2 separate regions of the Homo sapiens genome follow, and region 1 is linked to region 2. The links are chromatin loops, found by intact Hi-C in ENCODE. Cell type or tissue: heart right ventricle. All regions are shown on one strand.

Region 1 (8,000 bases), 250 kb before region 2:
CTGGCCTCCATGGTATTTTGGTGGGGGGTGTCACTCCTCACTAATGGATAGGGATGTGGGCTTTTGCTCCATTTCCTAGTCCCTCCCTTGCTGTCATTCTTCTTGCTCGGCAGTGTCGCCCTGAAGGAGACCCTTTGTTATGTTACTAACCTGATGTAGGCTTAGATACCAGAGCAGCAGTGTTAGAGGTTCCCAGGCTAAGGAAAGGACAGCAGCCACATTTCATGGGTTGTCCCAGGCAAAGAGGCCCCTCCCAATGAGGGAGCTCAGGAGCTTTAGCTCAAGGACTTTGGGACATCTACTTAGACTGCTTGGGGCCCTTTTGGCTTACGTTATGTTTATCAACTGAGAATCAGATAGGTGAATTGTTCTTCCCACTATTTAGAAATAAACAGCCCTATTTATTCCTTTATCTAACCCAGTGAAGCATGGCATGAACACCAACTCCAGGGAGCACTAGCCTCAGTCAGCCGTATCTGTACATTCATTCATTTTCTGAACTCACACAAAATATTTGCTGTTTTTTACCCAAGCTGAGGGAGCATGGCTAATCAAAGGAGTTCCCTGTTCCCTCAGTAAGGGCACACAGCTTCTGTGATGCAGTCTGGAGCATGTGCTGGGACATATGGAAGTGCCCATGCCTCGCACACCTGGCACGCTGGCTCCCGAGCACTGAACTGCCCAAGCCCTTCCCTGTCTGTCGGGCCCCTCTTCCTTGGAGCTTAGGACAAACCCATCTTTAGCCAATTCAAATATGGCATGATCACTGAGCCAGAATTCCTTCTCTCTTCTCCTGCAGCATTTGTTTTCTTCCTCTGCTATGACACTGATTTGGAATCTTGTCTTGACCCTTTTGGCCCCACCCACTGGATGCTGAGGTTACTGAGGTCAGGGATCGGATTCTCGGTGCCACATCTTTCTTATGTAAGACTCAATCCATGTCGTGTTGAGAGGAACAAATTGCAGTGGATTCAAGGATGAATGACTGAGACTATCAGACTATCAGCCAAGGTCACGAGCCACTTATTTTCTGAGAGGCAGTAAGTAGAATGTCAAGGTTACAACATGGACTCGAGTTCACATCCCAGCTCTGTTATTTACAGGCCGTGTGGGTTTGGGTCTAGAACTTAACTGCTCTGGGCCCCAGTTTCCTCACCTGTAAAGTTGGGGATAAGGTATCCATGTAGGAGCATTTTCAATGCATTTTCATTAGTCAATGAATCAAAGGACTCCTCGAATCCAACAGAGGAGTTAATGAGTTAAAATAGGAAAAGTGCCTAGAAGAGTATTTGGCACATGGTAAATAGAAATGTGAGCTGTGATTATTATTTCTTAGTGGGAGAACTCTGGAATATATTCTAGAAGTGCAAGTAATTTTTTTAAAAAAGTAACCCTTTCTGTGTCAACCAACAGTAGACAGTGACATTGTGTTGAAAACTTGGGGAAAAATCTGGCATTGTCTCTTACCGTGCCGACAGGCCCCTTATTCAGCAAATGTGAGCTCTCCCTACCCCATGACCACCCTGTGTTCACCACCTAGAACTAGCTCCACTTCTGGAACGTTAGGCCCAATCTCTTGCTCTCTCTGATCACATCATGTGTCTTCCTGACCCTTGCACTCCCAAATTCCTTAATTGCAGGTGCTCTTTGACCTCAGGGAGATCTCAGAGCCCTGATCCCCTCTTTACTCCCCTTCTGCCGGATCGACCCCAGACCCCTGGGCATCACAGCAGCTGTGCTCTTGGCACTTCCTCTGCACACTGCTTTGCCTTCTGTCTGGCACATGTGAGGCTGGTCCTCTCAGCTCAGAGTCAGTGCCTCACCAACAGTGTGGCCATACATGCTCAGGGGAGCAGGAGAGAACTTCTTCTTGGGCCAGCGCAGGACAAGAAACAGTTACTGGCCTTCCTAAGCCAGTGCTCTCCTCTCATCCAAGGGAGAAGAATGAAACTAACATTCATGGGAGTTTAACAAGAATGGTGGGCTGGGAACTCCCAGCTGTCTGTCCCGCCACATGCTCCTCTAAATTATGAGAAAGTCACTCCTCCCTGAAGCCTCTCTCACTGCCTGCAGCCCCGAGATAATGGCTTCCCTCTCCAAGCTTCCTATCCTCAGTTTCTGCTTCGGTGGGAGGGCGCACCACAGTCCCGCGTGTGTTCTTGCTGGGTGGCTACACATCTGTCTCTCCAGCCGGGCTCTGAGCCCTCCACGGTGAGTTATATTGTTTTATTCAGCATCCTAACTCTTGAACGTGAGTGTGGTGTCTTCCATATTGTATTGCTCAAACTTCAGCTGGTCTAAAGTATGCTTTTCTTTATATAATTGTTTCTGTGCATGTTAGACTTCTGAAAAGAAGATTTCAGAAATGAGGAACTGTTTTACATTTTGCAGAAATTCTCATTTGCTCACGTCACAACTGGGAGTTTATTGTGGGCTAATGGAGCTAAAGTTGAAAGACCTAGATTCAAGTAATCATTGAGCCTGTAATAAACTAGAGGGCCAGGAAGCCACTAGGCTAGGCCTCCTTTCCAAACACATCCAACAAGGCAGCAGGTTTGCTGGCCTTTTCTATGGCTCTGAGGCTTCCAGATGCCCAGGGCAGCTGCTTCTCATGCACATCCAGCTTAAATCTCAGTCACAGGACCCCTCTGTGATGTCATGCATCTGCAGGAACTGTGGACCCCAGACAACTCTCACTGGGAAATACCAGCAAAGCTCCCAATTTATCAATGGATTGCTCATGCTTGGCCTGCAAGTTAAGGCAGTCTGAGAGTCTGGCAGAACACATCTGTAATTCTGGGGTGTTACAAATCACAACTGAGAGCTCACAGCCCACACAATGCTATTGCAGGCTCACAGGAAAAAACAATCTTTTTCTATGCCTTATACGAGAATGAAGAACTTAAACCCATGTCTAAGTAGGAGGCCAGGCAAAACCTATACCAAATATGAGACTAATGCACCAGAGCATCACCTAATAATTCTAATATGTGCGTATCAATCTATTCACATCTTTCCGTTGAGCTGTGAGTGATTGTAAGAAAACTATCATTCTTTAGTTTCCTTATAATCATTAGATAGAGAGGCAAACTGGAAGATGGTATTGAAGAAGGCTCTAGGCCACTGTGGGAGGAAAATGGGGGCAAAGGAGAGAGGAAGGCCCATCAGGAAGCTCCAACAGCTCCTGGCTTCCTAGCTGTGGAAGGCACCACCCTGCAGCCTTGTCTCCTGCCACCTTGCCAGCTGTGGCTGCTGGTCTTTCTTCTCTGCTTTGCTCATGCAGTTTCTCCCTACCTTAGCTCTAGAGCTGTTGATGTTCCCAGTCACCCTGTAACATCCAACACAAATGCCATCTTCGCTGTGAAGTCTCTGCGTGGTCCTCCAGGCGGCTTTTATCTGCTCCCCACACAAGTTTATTTATGTCCCCATTATCACATTTGTCATCATCTGACACATATTCCAGTTAGTCATGTCCCTGTCTGTCTCCCTTACTGGGACTGGGAGCTCCTCTGAGGTAGGGTTGGGTCTTTTTCTATAGCCAGCACTTAGTCCAGTGACAAGAGGCCCTCCAGTGACAGAAGCACAGCCTGTCCCTGCAGGAAACAAGTAACTGTTCATAAGCTGGTGCCCTTCAGCTGACAGAATCCACAGGGAGCAGGTAACCAATGCTTCAGCCCAGACTCCTGTGGCTCCAAGTTACGTATCAGGGGAAAACATAATGAGAATAAGTATCTGCTCTGGAAACTTCCATTAGGTCTCTACAACTGGGAATTGAACCACCTCTGTTGATTTTCTGCTCAAAACTCCCACCTGGATTTTCACATCTTCCAAACACCATATTCTGGGATGGCTTAAATATAACAATCAGAGGCCAATCATCACAAAATAAGAGTGTTAAGTAATCACTCAGGGGAAGAGATCTCCCCAGCAAATACTCCTACCTCAAATGTCAAAGCAAAGCATGTCCATCTATGTTTAGCTGAACAGCATGTGCTGCAACCTGGCCTTCTAGCTCCAGGAGGGCTCTGGGAAAGGCAGACCACCAGGCATCTGTGCCATCTCAGCTCTGTACACACAGCTGTACCAACAGCATCATGAACAAAGTGCTGGCACTTCCTCCCAGACGCCATGTACATCATCCCTGCACATGGGTGCAAATCTACCCATCACACAAGTGTGGGGCTGGCCAGAAAACAGGACACAATGTCAGGGGAAAGCACAGTGGGGCAAAGGCAGGATTCCCAGAGATGGGGGCAGTGGTGTATGATGGCATCGTAACCACTAAGCACATTGTTTTTCAAAACCGTTGCTTTTCCAGACCATAGACATAGGGGAAGGCAGGCAAGGGTACAGCTTTAGGAAGGCTCACTCCCCCAGTGTAGGACTGGCTATGTGCTTCTGGGTGGTTCCAGAGAAACCAGATTCCATATTCTCAGGAAGAAATGAAAATGCTTGGAGGCTTTAAGATATCTAGGATGATTTCTTGGACCTCTGGGAGGTGGAGTGCTAGGGGGCAGAAAGGAGAGTATCTAGCTGCTCCTGAGCCTCTCGGCAGAGTCATGCATGCACAGGATATGGAAAGCACCCAGCACGGCATCCAGGCCCACTGCAGCCTTCCTTTTCTTTCTGCATAAAAACCAAGGTTTAAACAAATGGGTCTTGTCACATTCCAAATAAGGACACCTGGCATATTCCAGATCAAACGGCTTACTCTCTGTAGAAAACTCAGTATAGCCTGATGTGTCTCTTTTGGAGTTTTGCAGACACAAAGTTGCAATAAAAATATCCTGGAACTAGAAAAATTAAGCCAGTAACTGCATTTGAACATCTTGCTCTGGTAACCCACACATGCAATTTATGTTAAGGCTGTTTTCTCTGCCAGATTCAACTGCCTGGTTACTCTGAGTAATTCTCTTCTTGAATTTTGGGTACTCCCCAGCATATACTTACAGGGCAATGCCTCTGTCTCTTTCCCTCTCTCTTCCTTCCCTTAAAGCTATTTGATGATGTCAGCGCAGTGCCAGAGATACAACAACAAAGTGGGTTTAAAAAAGTTACAAACTGGCTAGAAGAAAACTGAAGTTCTTTGTGGATGCTCATTTAAAATCAGATGAATGCCCCGAAAAAGAGGCCACAACTAGGCTTTCGAAGGTGAAAATCAACAAAACGAGGTAAGGGGAGTTATTTAGAGAAAACCCACGTAAAAATTTGGAAACTTTCTTCTTCACACACAGGGCGTGTTCAACTGAAGACTGTCAAGTAGACAGTTAATCTTGAGGCTTTCCCCAACTAGTACTATGTTCGTTTCCTCCCTGCTCCATGGTACCCACCACTCGGCGAGGGAGGTAACTCAGTCCTTATGATTTTAGCCTCTGAGTTAGATAAACCTGGGTTCAAATCCTAGTGCTGGAGCTTATTAACTATGAGCCATTGGGTTAGTAATTTCATCTGTAAAATGTAGATAAGTAATTACTCACCTCACAGGGATGTGGTTAAGGTCAGTAATCTACGTAGTAAATGAATACAATCCCTAGCACATGCTAAATGCTCAATCAGTATTAGCCATTACTACTGTCATAATAGCACTTAAAAGGTGCCTCAGACTTGGAGAAGGGAGAACATAAACTCAGGATTCAGATTTCAGGGTTCAAATGGAAATTATTCTGCTCCTAGACTTGGGAAAGTTATTCAACCTCTCTGCTGCCTTAGTTTCCCTCATCTGTACAATGGGATGACAATAGCTACCTAATAGGATTCTCTAGAGAATTATAGGAGCTAATAAGCTAATATACGTCAAGTCCTAGACCCTTCTACCTCAAACCCCAACCAGGTGTCTCAGAAGAGGTGTCTGCTAAACTTATTATTTAGTCTTAATGAATGATGAGGCCTTAAAGTGTTATTTCTTCTTGGGGTGCTTGCATTTTAGTTGCATGTACATTGCAGGAATGGCTCTCTGAATCCAGATGGTGGCAAGGTGGTGCTGGGATGTATGTGTGTGTGGGGTCGGGTGGTGATGGGTATGGCAGAACAGAAACTGAGTGCGGTCATCTAGGTAGACCCCCTGGAAATCACACCCAGGAGGCAAGGGCTCTTGCCTGAGGCTGTCCACCTATCTTAGCCGGGAATTCAGTGGACCTCTCCAACACTTCATTTGGAGTTCACTGTCAGACAGTGCTCCTGCACATGGACTCCCTCTTGGGACAAAATCTGGCATGAGGTTAGACTCAGGGTTTCCCCGTTTGAAGTGCAGGGCTGGGAAGAAGATTTGATCCTGCACGCCGGCCTTATTCCCACTAGCAGGCGTTATCGCAGACAGCAGCGCCATTCACTCAGTCTCATGGCGCTGTGGAGATCTCAGCTGATTTAGCCTCAAATAAGCTTGTGAAGAGAATAACCATAGTCCATCTAGTGCTTACAGAGGGCAAGCACTCTGTACACACAGGACGTCATATATGTGACACTGTGGCAGCTGCAGACATACTACAAATCAGTCTCTGGTTTATTCCATCAGATCTGAAAATACTGAGAACCGTATTTTATGAAGCCATCATGGAAACCAGGTGGATTATCAGGGCTTCAAATTCTGAGCTATTGATAACCAATAAATAATTTAAATCAAAATATTTGGAAGAAGTGAAAAAAAAAAGTGATAAAGAGCTTCCAAACCACAGATACAGTGCCTTACAGTTTAGGAGAATTTCACTGCTAGTATTTTGAGGCATAAATGGAGTAAACATTTGCCTGGGATTCAGCTGGAATAAGAGAGTAAACTTGCTGATGGCTTGCTATGTCCTATAGAAATATCAACACATACAACTCCACTGGAGGCCCTCAGAACATCACAGGCTCAGAACACCCAGAGACCGGGACACTTCCACTAGCATCAGCCTGGCATAAGAGAAGCTGGACACCCCAACCCCTCAACTTGGCTCTGTGGAAGGTGAAGCCACATCAGGCTCCCACCTCCACCTCTGGCTGCTGGGCCTCTCTCTCCTGGCACTGGCAGACCCGGGGTGCCTTGCCTCAGTCTCTGCCATGCATCCTGCCCCGCTTTCTCTCCTTGCTTCCTAGATTCTTATTCCTCCTCCATTTCTCACATCTGCTTTTCATCACCCTGACACAGCCACATCCTGGGTCTCCATCAGCACTTGTGAATAGCAGCACTTGTGAATAGCAGCACTTGTGAATAGCAACTCTGGTGGCAGCTCCTCCCCATAAAGGAGATGGGCATGTGGCTGTCCCACAGCTCTAGTCTGTCCTGGCAATGAGTAACCAAGACAACCAGCTACGAAATAAAAACAGTCAATTATGGGGCTTCTGGGGATGGGAAAAGCATCTAGATTATTTTCTCCTTTAACTACACTCTGTACTTGCATGAAGAAGGAGGAATCCGTATACAAATTCTTAATGCTCATTTGCTCAGAGAGCTGCAGACCACTTGCAGTTTGGCTGCATAAGCATATTTTTCTGTCAAAGCCTTCCCCACCCCACCTGTCTCTTCCCAGATTAATTTATGACTGCCTGTCCCACAGGCATGGGTCAATAGATCATGATGATAACGATGTTTATTCCTTTGGGACTATCAGGTGCACTTGGCTGAGCAGTAATTCTCATTGAGGTCCTGGGGAAGTATTCTAAGGAGTGCTGATCTACTGTGTTTTGACCAAGAGAGTCATTTTAGAACACAGGAGTCACATGCTCCTCACACTTACGTGTTCTTCTGAAGCATACAGGATGTCCATTAGTCTCTGCACGAGGTCATCATTTTCCTGCCCGTGTTCTTGGCAGAGTAGCTCGATCTCTCTCAACTTCCCAAAGTAGAAATCCCTTTCCTTTTCCACGCCTTCAAGGGCAAGTTTTAATGAATGTACCTGCAAGGGAGTGAGAGTGAAGAAAAAAAACCACCCAAAATATAGTATAAGACATGACCAGCAATTCCTGTGAATAAAACCCAAAAGAGAGAGAGAGAGAGAAGCAGAAATAACCAATGTGTAAGTCTG
Region 2 (8,000 bases):
GATATCAGCAGTTAAGGAGGGTATTTTATCACATAGAAAGAAATGACTAAGAGAAGTGATTGTGAATTCGCATTACAGGTTATCAGAATTCAGTGTACAGTGGCCATGATTCCTCCTAAATAAGATGGTACTTACTTGAGAGGAGTGTGATAAAAGGATATTGCATTCAACCTTGCAAGCTGACCTGTGGGTGACAAAGGACACAAACGAGAAAGGTGACACGTCAAGTCTGTGATGCAGTCAAGCTGGTGAATTATTTGGCGGGAAGCCATGCACAAAGACACAGAGAGAGAGAGAGTCTATTGAGTGAGAGTAGCGTTCCAATCCATCCAACAACCGTATGCTCACAGAGCATTCAAGGAAAACCACTTTGACATCTCCTCCAGGGAGTATGTTTTGAGTGGAGATACACAGGCCTGTTATAGTCTCCCAGCTTCTTCCCTGTCCTTTTCTTGGAAGTCATGAGGCACGGAAAAGAAAGGAGAGGGAGAGGGAGCTTAAGATTTACCAGCGATGGTAAAAACTCCAGTTGAATCTTAAGTCATTAGTAGAAATTCCCTTCATTTTACTCATAGAAGGTTACATTTTTAATTCATTAAAATGAATAAAAATCTAATATTTTATATGGAATGGTGTAAGCCTGCCTCCCTTAAAGAAAAAAAAGAACCCCTAGAATTTCAGTTACTGCTGCCACTGAAATACAGAAGGTGACACGAGCTCAAAGAGGGAGGCCTAATAGACGCTTCTAATAGCATGAACCAGAACATTGGTTATTTAGTCACATTTTTCTTTCCTTCTACACAGCAGAGCCTAAGGAGATATGTGTAGGAATGCCATCCCTGAGGATTCCCAGAGACACCCTGGCAGTTTCATTCCAGGCTGATTTCCTTCTGTGGAGGAGCCATAGAAGGCGCAAGGAAAACTGCACTCTCCATGGGTTTGCAATCAGGCGAATTTGTTTCTGAAGCATGGGAGCACGGCTCTACATATAGAGTCACTTATGTTTTTCTTTTACCCTCTTTCTTTGGTATGGCTAGACCAACATTTTAGTTGCTTCTGAAATGTGGTCGTTAAACTGAAAAGGCAAATGGAACATTCCAAAGAGGCAAAACTTTGTTTTTATATTGCTGGGATGGAATTGGTGGGCTTCCGTTTCCCTCCTGCTACAATCTTCTTGGAAAAATATTTCAAGGCTTTATCTATAGACATATGAGAAATAGGAGATAATTTCTTCTCTCTGCTTCCCTTTTTTTTCAATAACAAAGTAAGACAGGGCACTGCTGCCCTAATAATATGCAGAAAGCCTGGGTATGGTGGCTTATGCCTATAATCCCAACACTTTGGGAGGCCGGGGTGGGAGGATCACTTGAGACCAGGAGTTCAATACCAGCTTGGACAACATGGTGAGACCCTGACTCCACAAAAAATAAAAACATTAGCCAGGCATGGTGGTGTGCACCTGTAGTCCCAGCTACAGGAGGCTGAGGTGGGAGGATAGCTTGTGCCCAGGAGTTAGAGGCTGCAGTGAGCTATGATTGGGCAACTGCACTCCAGCCTGGGCAACAGAATGAGACCCTGTCTCAAAAAGAAAAAAAAAAAGGAAAAAAGAAAAACAAAAGAATGTGCAGAAAACTTGTCTGGCCACTGGACAGAAAGTCTGACAGGATAAAATAACCATTGAGGCCCAGGTTCAACCAGGCAAACATCCCTGAAATACCAGAACCCCAAGTAAACGCCTGTGAATTAAAGGGAAAAGGAACATACCAGGAAGACAAACAAGGTAGTAGAACGACCTCCATGGGGAAATGCATGGCCTTTAGGATGAGTCGCTGGTTACATTTATTGCCAATTGTATATGTCATGTTCAGTGAATTTTCAGGTGGCTAACATACTCCAGTACATCTGAAAATCTGTCCGTCCATACCTTGATGAACACAGGCCTGCAGTTCCCCCAACATTTCTCCAGGAATTTTGCCATTCTCCTACTTACACTTGGCATGAGGTGGGCAATGAGGAAGACTGAGGGCAAATAATTCAAGGGAAGTGGTGGGTTTATGCTTATTCAATTTCCTCGTGCCCTGTTCTTTGTATCCATTTAAAAATAATTATGAGAAAAAGCATCTTTCTTAATGGGCCTGAAAGAGTCTGGACTGTTAGTTACCTTGTTTTTTTCCAATATAAGAAGGCTGTTTATCACTTTCTAGGGCAGAATTTAAAAGAATACATGGTGAGTGACAGCTATAAGAGTGGGTGCAGTGGCTCACGCCTGTAATCCTAGCACTTTGGGAGGCTGAGGTGGGTGGATCGCGAGGTCAGGAGTTCAAGACTGGCCTGGCCAATATGGTGAAGCCCCTTCTCTACTAAAAAATACAAAAATTAACTGGGCGTGGTGGTGCATGCCCGTAGTCCCAGCTACTCGGGAGGCTGAGGCAGGAGAATCACTTAAATCAGGGAGACGGAGGTTGCAGTGAGCCAAGATCACACCACTGCACTCCAGCCTAGGCAACAGAGTGAAATTCTGTCTTAAAAAAAAAAGAAGTATTTAAAATGTTTACTGTCTAAAAGACACGGATTAAGGAGTGAAATCAGTGTATTTTGAAAAGGGAGGGTGGAAGGAAGAAGGCTCTGATTCTGCAAGTCATGTCAAAGACCCAGCTACCAAGGGGTTGAGGCAGAAGAGGTGGGGTGGGGTGGGCCTGGATCCCTGTACCTGATAAGCTTCATCTTGCAGCTTCTGTTTCAGGTATTCCTCCATCTGGAGCTCATTCTCCAGCTGCCGGACAGAGTCATTTTCATAGTTTTCATCTTCAGGCTGCACATAGGGATCTGCATCCTCCGTAACCCTGAAAATAAACCACAGATGACATGTTAGAGCAAATCTTAAAAGAGAATTACAAGCGGGATTCATGTGTGAGCTGTAGTTTCGTTGGCACCTTTATTTCCCCTTAGTTCTCCAAGTCACTTTCATGTCTTCTTTAGTAATACCTAAAAAAAACTTGGAAACATTTTGGAGGTTTGAAGCGATATATGATCAAGGTATTTTCATACACAATTTTTTTATGGCAGTTGCGATCATTGGTCATTTATCTTTTCCTAGGGTTTACTGGAATGGGTTGGCCCTTTAAATGTTCTATAATTTAAAAAATGGCAAACATCTTTTGAGGGGATACAAAGTTTTCCCAATCTGAGGGCTCTTTTTATTCTTGTTTAAAATAGAACCCAAGATCACTTTCTGTGTGGAGAGTGAGCCCTCTAGTGAAATAATGCTTAAGGACATTTGGTTATAATTTAACCTCTTTTGTGTTACACATACGCACATACATGCACATACACATATGCATGCATACCACATTCATGCCTTATTTTTATAGAATTAAGTCTTAGAATATCAGCTAGTCAATGCCAGGAGGGCTACTAACCCATAACTCTTGACCTTAGCTCTAAATCTGAAAAAAAAAAAAAAAAAAAAAAAAAGCATTTTAATTATCCAATTCCACTATCAAATAAATAGATAAAAATGACCTCATTCCCTAATGTGGGACTCTGTCTCCATCTATTCATCCTAGACTATGCAAAGCTTTTCATGGGGCTGGACATAAACTCACTACCTAAATCATAGGACTAAAAGAGTCTCAGGGTAAAACACAAGTACATGTTTAGACAATAGAAATATTAAATTATTCCCTAAAATGAAATAAGTGGTCAAGAAGAAGTTTCTAGGTTGGAACTTAAATGTCGTTGTTTGCGTTTATTTATAGCTGTACAACATGTTCTGGTTATTTTTGGAGGTTTGGGGCCAGGCTAAATGGGTCTGCCCAGGACTCTGTTAACTTTCCTTCCCTAACTCCTGAGTCACATGTTGGTAGCTGGTACTGCTACTCAGCATACCAGGGCTAGCAGATTAGGGTGGCCTCAATAGTCTTGGATTTTAGAATTAGGACAAGGAAATTCTAGCTAACTGCCATATAAATGCTTAATAATAAAAAGTCAAATAGATATGAATTTACCAGACAAAACAGATGACAACTAATTCACCATTTTGAATAACAAATCCAACAATTCTAGAATACAGAAGAAAGGACAAGAAAGCAAACTATATTAAGCAGCAGCGTACTGCCATGTTAAGTCCCATGATAATGGTTTTGTTTTGATCCTACTCTCTGCTGCTTCATAGCTGACTCTCAGACCACACCTCTTGATAATTCTCCATGATTACTGATTGTTTATTCACTGCTTGGATGGAGAGCCAAACACCAGAAAGGCCTCTGTTTAGTTTCTTCTCTGAGTCTTTAAAATGGCCAGTTTATTTTTATAGACTAGTCTGAAGTACTTTTCATATTAAGCAACATCACCCTTCTGAAGTATTTTTAGCATTCAGAAACTCCCTCCCCCAGCTTTTGGGTCAGCCTTTGCCCACATTTCCCATAACTCCATGAACCATGGTCATTTAATGGGCCACTTTCTTCATTTCTTTTGTTTTTCTCCTTTTTCTCCCAAGTTGGGCTCTGCAGCTCTGTCCCAGCTTTGCCTTTGTTTCTCAGCTTTGGTTTTCTCTGTTGACTAATTTGAGCTGATCCAGGGTCACAGAAAGTCTAGTGGGGACGTTACTGATGCTGCTGGTTTCTGACAAGCTCCAGAACTGGGTGAAAACTTTTGCAAATAAGTCTTTGGAGGGTCAGATTCATACAAATTCAACAAGTCAACCAAACTGGATTTCTTTATAATGAGATTTTATACATGTACTTATTTCAATTCCAAATACTTATGTGATGTTGTTTACACCAATTCTGGACAGAGACCTCTCCAATGTCATGGTATCCTCTAAGTGCAAATACAATAAGTTCAGAAGATAGGATGATTTATCTCCTGAACTAGTCTGTGAGTCCTAAAAGGGTGGCAGCAGTTTTTTAATACTATTTTGTATAGCACTAGCAATGTGCCTTGGGCAAGGCAGGCTCTTGATAGGCACTGGTTGGTTTAGGTTATTGATAACTCTCTGGAAATTGTAAGAGGGGAAATATTACAATGCCGAATTTAAATGTAGCACCCTTCTATATCTCTGGCAGAACAGAAAACTATGTCACCCCTTCTGAAGGTTAAAAAAACCCTAAACAATTATGCTTTTACTTTCTTATTGTCTCCTACAGATTGTTTTGTTACTGAGAAAATGCTTCCAAGCGGAAGATACTCACATGTCGCCACGCATGGTACTTGTGGTAGCTCCACTGTGAATGTACCCAGGTTTTCGGGCATGGATTTGCGCTAGAAAAGCCTTTTCAGAGGTTGGTGAGGGAACAAGATCCTCAAACTGAGTCCGTGCAAATTCAGAATCCACATTACTCTCTGTTTCACTCCCAACCTCTAGCAGATACAATTGAAGAAATAAAGAATGACTCGTTAGATTTTTTTATGACCTGCAAATAAAGGAGTAGGCTTCACAAATCAACCTGTGCTGTGTAAAATGTTAACCAGTTATCATATTTTAATCAAATACATTTTTATTGTTTCAAAATAAGAATTGATATTGACATGAATTACTATAAAATCATTTGGTATACAGCATTTTTAAAATCTCAGAAATGTTATGAGGAATTTTTGCCATCTTAGTAACTGACTTAACTCTTTAAGACTTCTACTTTTTCCTTTCTGTAAGAGACTTAACTAAAATTGTTACTTTTGCTTAATATTACACTAATTTAAGAACTATGAGTTAAAACCTAATCCTAACCATAAAATATTCACCTAAAATGCTTAAAATATGAACTTAAAATATTAAGTGAACCCTATCACTTAATACTTTAAAGAATTATGAGTATAAACTAACAGTACTTAAGACTTCTACACCAAGAATAACTTTGTACTCATCATTTGCTAGGGCAGTGGTTACCTGCCATTAATCATGATGTATTAACTACTATCTTTTTATTCCGTTTGGTAATCTTAATCTAAATTAGCAGCAACAATTTTCAATTGAGAGGCTTTAAGAAAGCGAAGTCCAGGATTTTTTTAAAACTGAAGTTTTATTTCTTATAGTTGCAATCTCAGCTGTAAGACCATAGTCTTGCCAGACAAATCTCTTGGTAGGTCGGCCTTAAGGAATAGATGGAGATGTATTAGTGACTGGTAAGATATTTATTTGCATATTCATACTGCTAAAGTTTTGAACACTCTTTGTAGTATTAAAAGGATAAAAAGTCTCCTTAAATTTTATGCTATTTATTTCTGGGCAGATCTATCTTCAGAGACATTGCAAAGGTAAATTTCAGTTTGAAATTCAAATTTAAATGATCAGGCATTCCAAATTAATGAAACCTAAATAGATAAGGGCTGGGAATCCCAGCACTTCGGGAGGCTGAAGCAGGAGGACTGTTTGAGCCCAGGAGTTCAAGACCAGCCTGGGGAAAAAAGGCAAGACCCCATCTCAAAAAAAGATAAATAATACACTTGACCCTATAAAATAACCTTAGCATCATGTTGTTTTAGGTCACCATAGATGTTAACAGTGGCTGTCTTTGGATTCCAGAATTATAGGTCAGTTTGAATATTTTTCGTTGTTCTTCTCTGCCTTTTTCAAACTTTCTACATTGAGTATGTGTTAATAGTCTTTTAATAAGCAAAATATAAACATTACTTAAAAAATCTGAATAGGCCAGGCATAGTGGCTCACACACTTTGGGAGGCCGAGGCAGGAGGATCACTTGAGGCCAGGAGTTTGAGACCAGCCTAGGCAACATAGCAAAGACTCTGTCTCTATGAAAACAACAACAAAAAATTAGCCAGGCGTGCTGGCATGTGCCTGTAGTCTCAGCTACTAGGGAGGCTGAGGTAGGGGGATCACTTGAGCCCAAGTGTTTGACATACCAGTGAGCTATGATGGTGCCACTGTACTTCAGCCGGGCAACACAGAGACACCCTGTCTCAAAAAACCAAAAACAAACAAACAAAAAAAAAACCCCTCAAATCTGAATAGACCAACAAAATATCACATAGAGCTTTAAAGAATCTTTTGATATTAGACAATAAGCAGATCTCTAAGAGAGACCCCTAGCACTTATGGATCCCTCCATGATGAGCAGACAAATGAGAGGGAATCAGGAACTCACCAGAATTCAGCTCTTTCACAAGAGAGGACATAGTGTTAGTGATGGAATCTGCAGCCACTAGCAAGTCATTCCTTAAGTTTCTTCTTGAACCTTCAGGGAAGAAGAAATAATTTAAAAAACCAAAGCTTCCTTCTATCCTAAATTTTTATGTTGTTTATTTATCCTTCCCATTAATAACCTAAAGCAAGAAAACTTCTAAGACTTCTCCTTTTCAGAAGTGCTTTAGTTCATTTCCTGAAACAAGAACAACAACAACAACAAAACACTGCTTAGGGCAGTGGGTCCTGCAGTAAGAAGACATGGCTAATGATGGAGTTTCATATATTATTTGTCCATATGGGGACAATTTTGAAGGTGAAAGAGAGCAGTATGAATAAGGCTGGCTGACCTGGCAAAACTGGGATGGTTCCAGGTAAACCAGTGCGTGTGGTCACCCTTCTTAAGAATAATCCACACAGATGAAAAATCAGGTTTTCCAGGAGAGCTGCGCCTTCCTAGCTGCTATTATTTTTCTTGCCCTTACCTGGTGGCTGAGCCCTTTAGATTCTGGTCTCTACTAGGACATGCGCTGTCTCCTATCAGGGCTCTTGGAGCTCTTCCTGCCAGTGTAAGTACCACTTGGGAATGGGAAACCCACATGCACTGAATGCCCCCAGAGCGTGAGAAAGGGGTGAGGATTCTTGTTTCTTCTGCCAAGACATGGGCAGATGCATGTCTGGTACTATAAATTGGAACTTAGACTATGTTTCTTTATGGCAGAGAAAGATTATTATTTTGTTTCAGGCACACTAAGGGTTAATGGAATTTCATTCCGTCATTTTTCAGAAAGTAATACTAACTAAATAAAATAATAAATGTTTAAATTAAAAAAATCAGAGTAGTTAAGTAAAAACATTA

The links. Hi-C counts contacts between places; a loop is a spot of excess contacts. Peaks named below come from ENCODE experiments on the same cell type or tissue, not always from the same donor. Only the 100,000 strongest peaks of a DNase experiment are listed, where the experiment ranks them.
Region 1: a loop joins it to region 2, with 3 times the contacts of the local background. A loop is called at or near these places in 26 of 110 quality-filtered maps.

Annotation. Positions count from the first base shown.
Region 1 is chr18:35,131,903-35,139,902 of GRCh38, reverse strand. MAPRE2 (microtubule associated protein RP/EB family member 2) reads right to left here. Exons shown (of 7, transcript NM_014268.4): 6 at 7,713-7,871. Among named protein-coding and RNA genes, the nearest start is that of MAPRE2, 94 kb to the right of the region's middle. RefSeq lists an enhancer at 103-1,098. In heart right ventricle, no CTCF peak of the experiment used is centred here; no DNase peak of the experiment used is centred here; H3K27ac peaks cover 3,857 bases.
Region 2 is chr18:34,876,912-34,884,911 of GRCh38, reverse strand. It overlaps DTNA (dystrobrevin alpha), which reads right to left. Exons shown (of 23, transcript NM_001386795.1): 19 at 7,104-7,193; 20 at 5,193-5,361; 21 at 2,711-2,843; 22 at 136-184. The coding sequence ends at 167. Among named protein-coding and RNA genes, the nearest start is that of DTNA-AS1, 110 kb to the right of the region's middle. In heart right ventricle, a CTCF peak has its summit at 3,259; no DNase peak of the experiment used is centred here; H3K27ac peaks cover 3,834 bases.